Regions from separate parts of the Homo sapiens genome. Here region 1 is linked to region 2. Evidence: chromatin contacts called from ENCODE Hi-C or POLR2A ChIA-PET data. All regions are on one chromosome and are shown on one strand. Each heading gives the region's core, a stretch centred on a gene start or an enhancer-like site at or near the end of the contact. The rest is flanking DNA. Distances are from core to core; before and after follow the strand shown. Region 1 holds the start of PLXNB1 (plexin B1). Region 2 holds the start of WDR6 (WD repeat domain 6).

What was found. A loop is a pair of places that touch in the nucleus more often than their neighbours do. ChIA-PET counts read pairs that join two places held with the same protein, here RNA polymerase II (POLR2A). Pooled maps may share reads with other maps.
Region 1: a loop to region 2 is called in a pooled map, with 3 times the contacts of the local background. The contact joins the promoter of PLXNB1 here to the promoter of WDR6 in region 2. A Hi-C loop is called at or near these places in 1 of 50 pooled maps. POLR2A ChIA-PET finds 5 or more read pairs at or near these places in 2 of 52 experiments (WTC11 and activated T-cell).

What each region holds. Positions count from the first base shown.
Region 1 is chr3:48,428,136-48,431,980 of GRCh38, reverse strand. It overlaps PLXNB1 (plexin B1), which reads left to right and starts at 1,895. Exons shown (of 38, transcript NM_001130082.3): 1 at 1,895-1,973. RefSeq lists an enhancer at 948-1,941 and silencers at 2,182-2,781, 2,862-2,941.
Region 2 is chr3:49,004,768-49,008,689 of GRCh38, reverse strand. It overlaps WDR6 (WD repeat domain 6), which reads right to left and starts at 1,299. Exons shown (of 6, transcript NM_018031.6): 1 at 1,159-1,299. The coding sequence starts at 1,258. It overlaps P4HTM (prolyl 4-hydroxylase, transmembrane), which reads right to left. Exons shown (of 9, transcript NM_177939.3): 6 at 3,644-3,829; 7 at 2,823-2,913; 8 at 2,503-2,626; 9 at 1,537-2,003. The coding sequence ends at 1,783. RefSeq lists silencers at 625-804, 1,345-1,394 and an enhancer at 1,533-2,521.

The DNA of each region.
Region 1 (3,845 bases), core at 646-3,145, 580 kb after region 2:
AGATGGCCTGGGAGTTCCAGTGAGTGGAACCTAGCCTGCTGCCTACTCATTTCGTGACCATGGTTGCTTCCCATCTCCTGGATCACTTTCTCTACCATGTGGGGGAGAACTTCCTGGTTCTAGTACTGGAGGAGTGATCAGAGGAGAGCAGGGAAGGGAGATTGGGAGAATGGTTGATAAATGTTGCTGGGGACATAAGTATAGGGATTGGTGGCCAGTCTGGATCCCTGGTACAGAGATTGCTTTGGGCAGCAGTGGTGTGCCACGGGGGCTGGGTGCACACCCCCACACAGCCCGGGGATATCTTCCACAGGCATAGGCAGAGCTCAGGACACCGGGAGTGTGCATGGAGAGGCAGTGATAGGGAGGGGGGGGTCTCCCACAGGTGGGAGGTGCAGTGGGGCATATGTATGATCTCTTTTCAGAGGGGAACAGTGACCCTTGACCTTGACTAAATGGCCATGGGTGGCCTTGTGTGCCCTGAGTAAACAGGAGCTTTGGGCTGGTATTCAGTCCTGGTGTTGGAGTATTGGAAGTCAGGCACATTCCAGAGAACCCACTCCCCTTTGAGAGCGCAGGGTAGCTATATGCAGGGGGGCCGCAGGTGGGGACTCGTTCACTGGTGCCTGTGCAGAGCTCTCAGAGCCTGTGGAGTCAGGAGTGTTTCCCATAAGGCATACTTTCTTCTTGGAGCCTGTGTTCAGTCTTGGGCAGTGAGCATGGCCCAAATGCCCCCCACCCCAGGTTCTCAGCACCTGGTCCCTCAGTCAATCTATCCTTGGCGAGTAATGGCTCCCCAGAATGGCATGGGATGGAAAGACCCCTGTGCTTAGAGTGTTCACATTCCTTGTAGGGCAGGAGGTAGCGTATCTGTGTACAGATGAAAGGGGTTGTGGGGTTTGGAAGTCCCAGTTTCCTCTGGGGTGAGATAGGTCCTGAAGTGTGTGCTTGGATGAATGGATTTGGGGAGGGAGGGATTCTGTGCATGTGGAGGGGGCTGCTACAAGCTACATAGGCAGGAAAGCCAAAGTGGGTGAGGGACTGGGGCAGACTGTCCTGGCTGGGGTGGTGATGGGTGTGGGGGAGTTGTGCAGAATGATGTCACAGGCCCGGGGTGCCAGGTTGGCAGTCTGAGGTCAGAGGCTAAGGGTGAGGGATCCAGGGAGGGATTGCTATGCTGGTGCAGACAAGGTGCTAAGCACCTGGACTCAGGTGCTGGAAGTGGGAGTGGAGGAAAAGGGGTGACCTGACAGGAGACCCTTGATAGCTGGTGGGAGGTGGGAAGAGGGTGTCTCTAGCTCTAGGGCAGTAGCCAGTGTGGATGACCTGAACCTCCTGATTGAGGCTCCCCTAGCCTGTGGAGGCCTTGGAGGCTTTCAGATGATGCCTGTGACGTTTTTGCCTCCCAGGAAGCTGTGCCAATGGCTTTGAGCCAAAGTCCTCCAAAAGTCCTAATAGGATGGGCCAGGTTCTGGTCCTGAGTTAGCCGTGGGCATGCCAGGGTGTGAAGGGCCCTGCACAGGGTACAAATGGTCCCCAGGAGAGAACCTTTCTGCCAGCGTTTCCTCCCGCAGAAGGCCCAGGTGTTTGCCAGTGAGGGAGCCCAGACTTGCCCAACGCTTCTCAGCTTGGGGTGGGTCCAGGTCTGGGTCCTGGGCTGGGAAGAAAGGAAGGAAGTGAGCCCTTGCTTGTGCGCCTCTGCAGCCCAGGTTCCCTGCCTTCACAGCCCCGCTAGAGGTGGGATCACCCCCACTTACTGGTGAGCAAATAGGCTGGGGGGGGTTGGTGTCAGGTTACATGGTTTAGTTGATGGCGCAAGCCCAGGTCCAAAGCCCATGCTCTTCTCAAACAGCCAGAGGTGGGGGCCGGAAGGAGGGATTGGCTGTTGGGGAGTAGTGGGAGCAGGGGCGGTGAGCAGGGGCGGTGGGCAGGGCCAGGTGCGCAGGGGAGAAACAAGGCGCCTTGGAGTTCAGGTAAAGAAAGTTGGGGAGGATGACCACCGGAGCCGGGTAAGGAAGGGAAAGGGAGCTCCGGGCGCGGGGCGAGGCCGGGCGCTGGCAGAAGAACGGGTCGGGCTGGTGAGGGACTCGGGTGCTACCCGGCTCTGGACGGGCGGGAAGAGGCCGGGACGCTGTTCCACCAGCACCTGCGGGTGCGGAGCGCGACCCCCCGCCTCGGCTCCTGGCAACCAGGAAAGTTCCCAGTTCCGGTTCCAAGGAGGCGAGCAGGTGAGGCCGACGGGGCGGGGCGGCTCTGGCTCCCGGGGTTCACTCCTCACCCCTCCGGGCGACCCGCGTTGCCATGGCGACCGCCGCGGTGCAGCCCGCCCCCGCCCTCCCCCGTGCGGGAGGGGTCGGGTCCCCAGCCCTCGGCCGATGCGGAGCCCGCGGGGCTGGAATGCGGGGTCCCGGGCGGTTCGGGGCCGCGCGCCCGGCTCTCCGGGCTGCTTCCGGCCTGGCCCGGGCGGCGGGCGGGGGGAGGGCAGCCCGGCAGGCGAGGGGGAAGGAGCGGAGACGAGCCCGGCCGACGCGGCTTTGTCTCCTTTGTTCCCGGCGGTGGCAGCGCCGCGCGGGAGGGGCGGGCAGCGGGCGCAGTTTTCCGCCCCTCGGTCTCCGGGTAACAGCTGCGGCTCCGCCAGACCCGGGGAGAGGCCGCTGCGCGCGGAGCCCGAGCCCGGAGCGGCCGACGCCCGCCTCGGCGCGCACATCCCGCGGGGCCCGGCCGGGTGGTGAGTGCGGGGCTCGGGGCCAGGGCGGCGAGGAACGGGGCTCCCGAGGTGGAACGGGCCGGGGCCCCGATCCCGCCGGGCAGGGGCGGCCTGGGTGAGTGGTGGGCGGCTTTGGTTTTGAGAGTTGGGACCACACTTCTCCGCGCGAAGGGAAACTCTGGCGACTCCGCCTGGAACGCGATTGGGAGACTGAGGAGGTGGAGCTGCTCCTCCGCGCCCCCTCCTCGCCGTCGCCGCCGGGGACCGGCCGGCCCCTTCCCCGCCCTCCCAGGGCCAGTGATGGGGTCCTCGCCTCGGGGTCTGGGGGTTGGGGAGGGTCAAGGACGAGCCGAGTGGGGAGGTCGGGGCTTCCCCTCAGTAGTAACAGCCCTTTCTGGCTGCTCCCGGTGGGACTGACAAAGGCGGACCTCGAGCCTCCTGACCCCCGGGCGGGTGGGGGGGACCCTCCTCTCCACACACAGACATATTAAGTGGGTGATCGATGAGCGCCTTGGGTCATCGCAGGTGCCTGGTAAATGGTGGATCTCCCCACCCCTCCTCAACACACAGAAAACAGGGCGGGCAGCGGGCACCACTGCACTGTCAATGAATAACTCACCTCTGTAGTGAACCCTGGGAGCTGAGCAGGAGGGTGAAACGGGAAGGCCGGTTTCCCACTAACTGGCAGGCAAGGCAAATGTGGGCTGTCCTATGGCCCCTCTGCAGGTGCGGAATGGCGGGGTTTGTGAGCCCCTTTTGTTGTCGAGGACAGCTCCACGGGGGTCCGGGAGGTGCTTGCTCTACAGACAGAAGTTGGGCAGTCTTGCGCCCCCTGAAAAGGTTCAGAGTAGGGTGGCCCCAGAAGAGACTCCAGGGCATGTGTGGGGGAGCACTGGGCACAGGCAGAGTTAGGCTTTGGCTGTGAGTCTGAGCAGGGCCTCAGATATTGGGAATGGGCAGGAGATCCTGGCTGTGTAAGTTGGGGATGTGAGGTCTGGTTCTAGATCAGCCTTTTCAGTCTGCCCTGGCCTGGTCATTAATAAAAGTGGGGCCAATGTGTTCCCTTTGAGAGACCAAGTGGCTTGGAGGGATTGTGGGCCCCCTATCTCCCCTACTTGTTGGGTTTTCTTGGGTGTGA
Region 2 (3,922 bases), core at 50-2,549:
TGCTCGCTTGTCCAGCTTCCTTTCCTCCCAGACTCCATTCCTGCTCTAACTTCACAAGAATTCCCTCCTTCCCCCAAAATGACAGATTCTTCCAGCCTCAAGGCCTTTGGCATGCTTACCCTCTTGCCAGGAACTCACCCCTTTTCCTAGTTCACTCTTGTGGTTCTTTGAGTTTCTGCTTCGTTGTTCCCCCTCAAGGAGCCTTAGGAGTTTAGCTCGCGGTAGGAACTCCGCGCTCCAAGAACCCCCACACCAGATCAAAACTGGATCATCCCCACCCCATACACACACCCTCTTAGGACTGGTGGCAACTCACTCAAGGCCTGACCGCCAAGGCCCTGCCTCAGGACCCTTATACAACTCAGCAGCACCAACATGGGTCATTAGTGGCTTCATGTAATGACTGTTCGAGACCAGCCTGGACTCTGACACCTCAGGTCCCAGGCCTCGCCTGTCCTTTGCGACCCGGTTCTCCTTGGAGGGACCTCCACACCTGATTTCCTGGACCTCAACCATCTCAGGAGGGGGTCTCAGCCCCTGCTTCCCCGGGCACCGCCCCCTACTCGGAAAGGTCTTATCCGCCGTTTTCCGCGACGCCACCCTCCTCAGAGGATCTTCACCCCCACCTTAGGGGGAAGAGACTCATCCCGCCCTCGAGAGGCCACACCCTTGCCCTCTCCCGGCCCCGCCTTCCCCAAGAGGCCACACCCCCTGAGGGGCCGGGGCCGCCTCCGCCTCCTCCTCCTCCTCCTCCCTCCGCCCCCCCCAGCTCGGCCCCGTCTCCTTCGGAGAGGCCAAGCCCCCGCCCATCTCCTAGAAGGGAGCACACCCCCTCAACCCTCAGCTCCCGGGCCTCCGCCTCCGCCTCCGCGCGGCCGCGTTCCCCTGCACCCTCCCGCGGTTCCACCCGCCCTTTCCACGCGGGCTGAAGTTTATGAAGCGCCGCGGCGGCCACATCAGCTTTGTCTCTCGGGCCCCGCCCTCTTCAGGTTGGCCCTCGTCCCCGCCATCTCCGGGGCTCCCTTCCCACCTCCGATCGGCCTCAACCTGCTGCCCGTCCTTCTCCTCAGGGCACCCCTTTTGTCCCTGTGGCACCGCCCCTGGGAGGCGCTGTTTCTTTCCCCCTTTCCACCAGGCGTGCCTCAAGCCAAGCCTCACCCGCCAACAGCCGGTCCCCCACGCACTCCAGACCCGTCACTGGGAGGAGTATAAGCTCCGAGGTTGCCCGCGGCCAAACGTAGTCCTCGAGAGCGTCCATGTCGATCCTCGAGGTGCTGAGGCAGCCACGGCTAAGAAGGGAGCTGAACTCTCGCGAGAACGAGCCTTCCCAGCGCGCCGCGCTGCCCATCAACAGCGCCCTCAGCTACAGGTAGCAGAGACCAGGGCGCCCGCGGCGGTTGTCCAATGACGACCCTTCGTCCCACGCAATCCAGCTCATCATTGGCGGGGCCCGCGGAGGGGCATCCCGCCCCTCGCCCCCTCACGTGACGCTTGCGGGGCGCTCCCAGCTGCCAGCCCGCTGCACCTATCGCGGACTCTGTTTCGCCGACCCGGAGTTTGTCGGGCCCGGCGGCTCGAACCTTGTGGTTTTTTATTTGACGGGGCAGATGGAGTCAGTACACAATAAATAACATGAATATAGGAACTGCGCCGTATCGCGGCTGGCGGGGTGGGGCAAGACATTGGCCAGACCTTTAGTCTGCAGCAGGACAGAAGGACAGCCGGACCCCTGATCTTGGGCAACTGGCGACCCGCGGCTGGGAACCGGGGCTAACTCTTCCCTCAGAGTTCCACGCGCGCATCGCGGTAGGCCCGGTCCAGAGCCCACTCGGGCTGTGAGTCGGTGCCCCCTTCTCGGGCAAGGCGGGCCATCTCCTGTTGGAACAGCGCTTGCCGCGCTCGGCTGGGGTCCACATTAATCCAGTTGTTGGCAATCCACTTGGTGCCGCGCGTGACCAGGCAGCCCCCGTGCAGCGAGTAGTCGTCTACGTCACCCACCCAACCTAGAAGAGGAGGGTGACGTGAGATCCTAGGCTGGGCTGGCCAGAGCTTGGCCTCATAGGCACCAAGAGCATGACCAAGGTGGGTCCAGCTATGCATTCCTTGTGTAGCAAACACCCAGACCTAAAGCTTCCTTGGAGGCTCCTCATCTCAGCCCACTAATGTATAGTCAACACTACTGGCCCTCTGAAACCAGCTTTCTTGCTGTTGGGCCTGTCCATATCCCTTCCCATCCTGGGTTAGCAAGGGACATGTGTCCCAAGCCCCAGGGAGTAGGAAGGCTGGGGCATCAGGGAATGATAGGGATGGATATAACCCAATAAGCAGTACAGGTCCTGGGGCAGTCTGCTAAAGTCACTAAGGATGGCCTTTGGGAGGCACCAGGAGCAGAAAACTATTTGGAAAGCAGCCAGAAACAGCCCTCCATTGTGGCAGACGGGGGCTGGGTAAAGGGAAGCTGTACTCAGGGCACCCCCCCCAGGCCTGGCCATAGGCCCTCACCTTGCCCATCAGGCAGGTAGTTGTACCAGAAGACTGCTGTGCCCTGTTGGGGCTTGACACGCAGGTTTCCCTTGTCACAGTGCCTCCGTGTGTCACGGAGGTCCACGTCATCCTGAATCAGACTCTGTGGGCAGCAGGGTGGTGGGGTGTTCAACCTGTCCCCACTCTATGGCCAGGCCAGCCAAGGGTGACCAAAGGGAAACCAACCAGATATGCCCAAGGAATAATTTGGGCCCACATCCTTAGACCTGGAGAGGTGTGTACTTCACTTGTCTAAGCCCCTGCCAGCCCACAAGAGTAATAGCCCAGTTGACCCTTACCATTTCATCGTAGGTTCTGTTATCTGCTACAGGGAAAACAGTCTCGCCCCCACCAGTGACGTTGTTCAAATAAAACAGCACTGTCATGTAGCTGTAAGGCAGGGGGGGCACTGAGCAGGTCCCCAGTTGTGGATGCTCCCAGGGGCTTACCTGTGGGCAGGATAAGCTGCCCAGGTTCCTGTTGCCAGGGACCAGGACAGACTAGGATGGGAGACAATAGGGCAGGCCAGTGCCAAAATGTCCCTAGCCCCTCCTTCCCCGAAACCCAGTCTCTTACTGTGAGTTGCAATGGTTTTTTGGCCAAGATCACAGGTGCACTTAGTTAAATGCCATGGCCCTGAGCAAGGGCCTGGCAGGGAAAGGTAGGCTAGCAGAAGCAACAGGGCGCGCTGAAGGGCTCCTTGGGGATGGGAAGGGGCTGGGCCAGAACAGCCACCTGAAGAGGAAAGAACTGGCTTGACAGGGGAGGGAGGCACAGCTTCAGCTTCTCTAAGTGGAATCAAGATCAACACCTGGAGGAATGGGCAGGACAAGCTAGGGGCCCAGCCTTGCCCCTTGCTTCAGAACTCAGGGGGCAAGTTTTGGTGTCTGTGGGTACATCAGTCTGTGTTGACTCCAGTGGTCACGATGACCAGTAGCCACCCCTTTCCAGCCATTGGGTAAACAACTTGTGGGGAGAGGTGAGGGCATCACTAACCGGGATAACCCAGTGATCTCCTGGCCCCATGCCAAGGGGCACGCCCACAGTGCAGGGCTGTGCCTGTGTCATGGGTGTTCCTGGTCTGAGGATTGAAGGCAGCCCCCAGTTGGGAGATACTTGCCGGCAGGAGGTCTCGAAGGGTACAGACTCGTTGGCTACCAGCTTGGTATGGGAGCAGATGGTCTCTGGGTACACAGGCCCACTGTCCACGTGGGCATGGTAGTGGCCCCCCTCACCATATCGAACAACCTGCAGCGGCTCGCTGAGCTCCACGATCTCAGGCGACAGGCGAGTGAGGCGCAGCACCCTGGTGGGCAGCAGGCATTTGGCTGGGCAGCCCCAGGCAAGGTGGTGATCTGAAGGAGCTGGCCAAGGTGGACCCTAGGCCTGCCACAAGCTT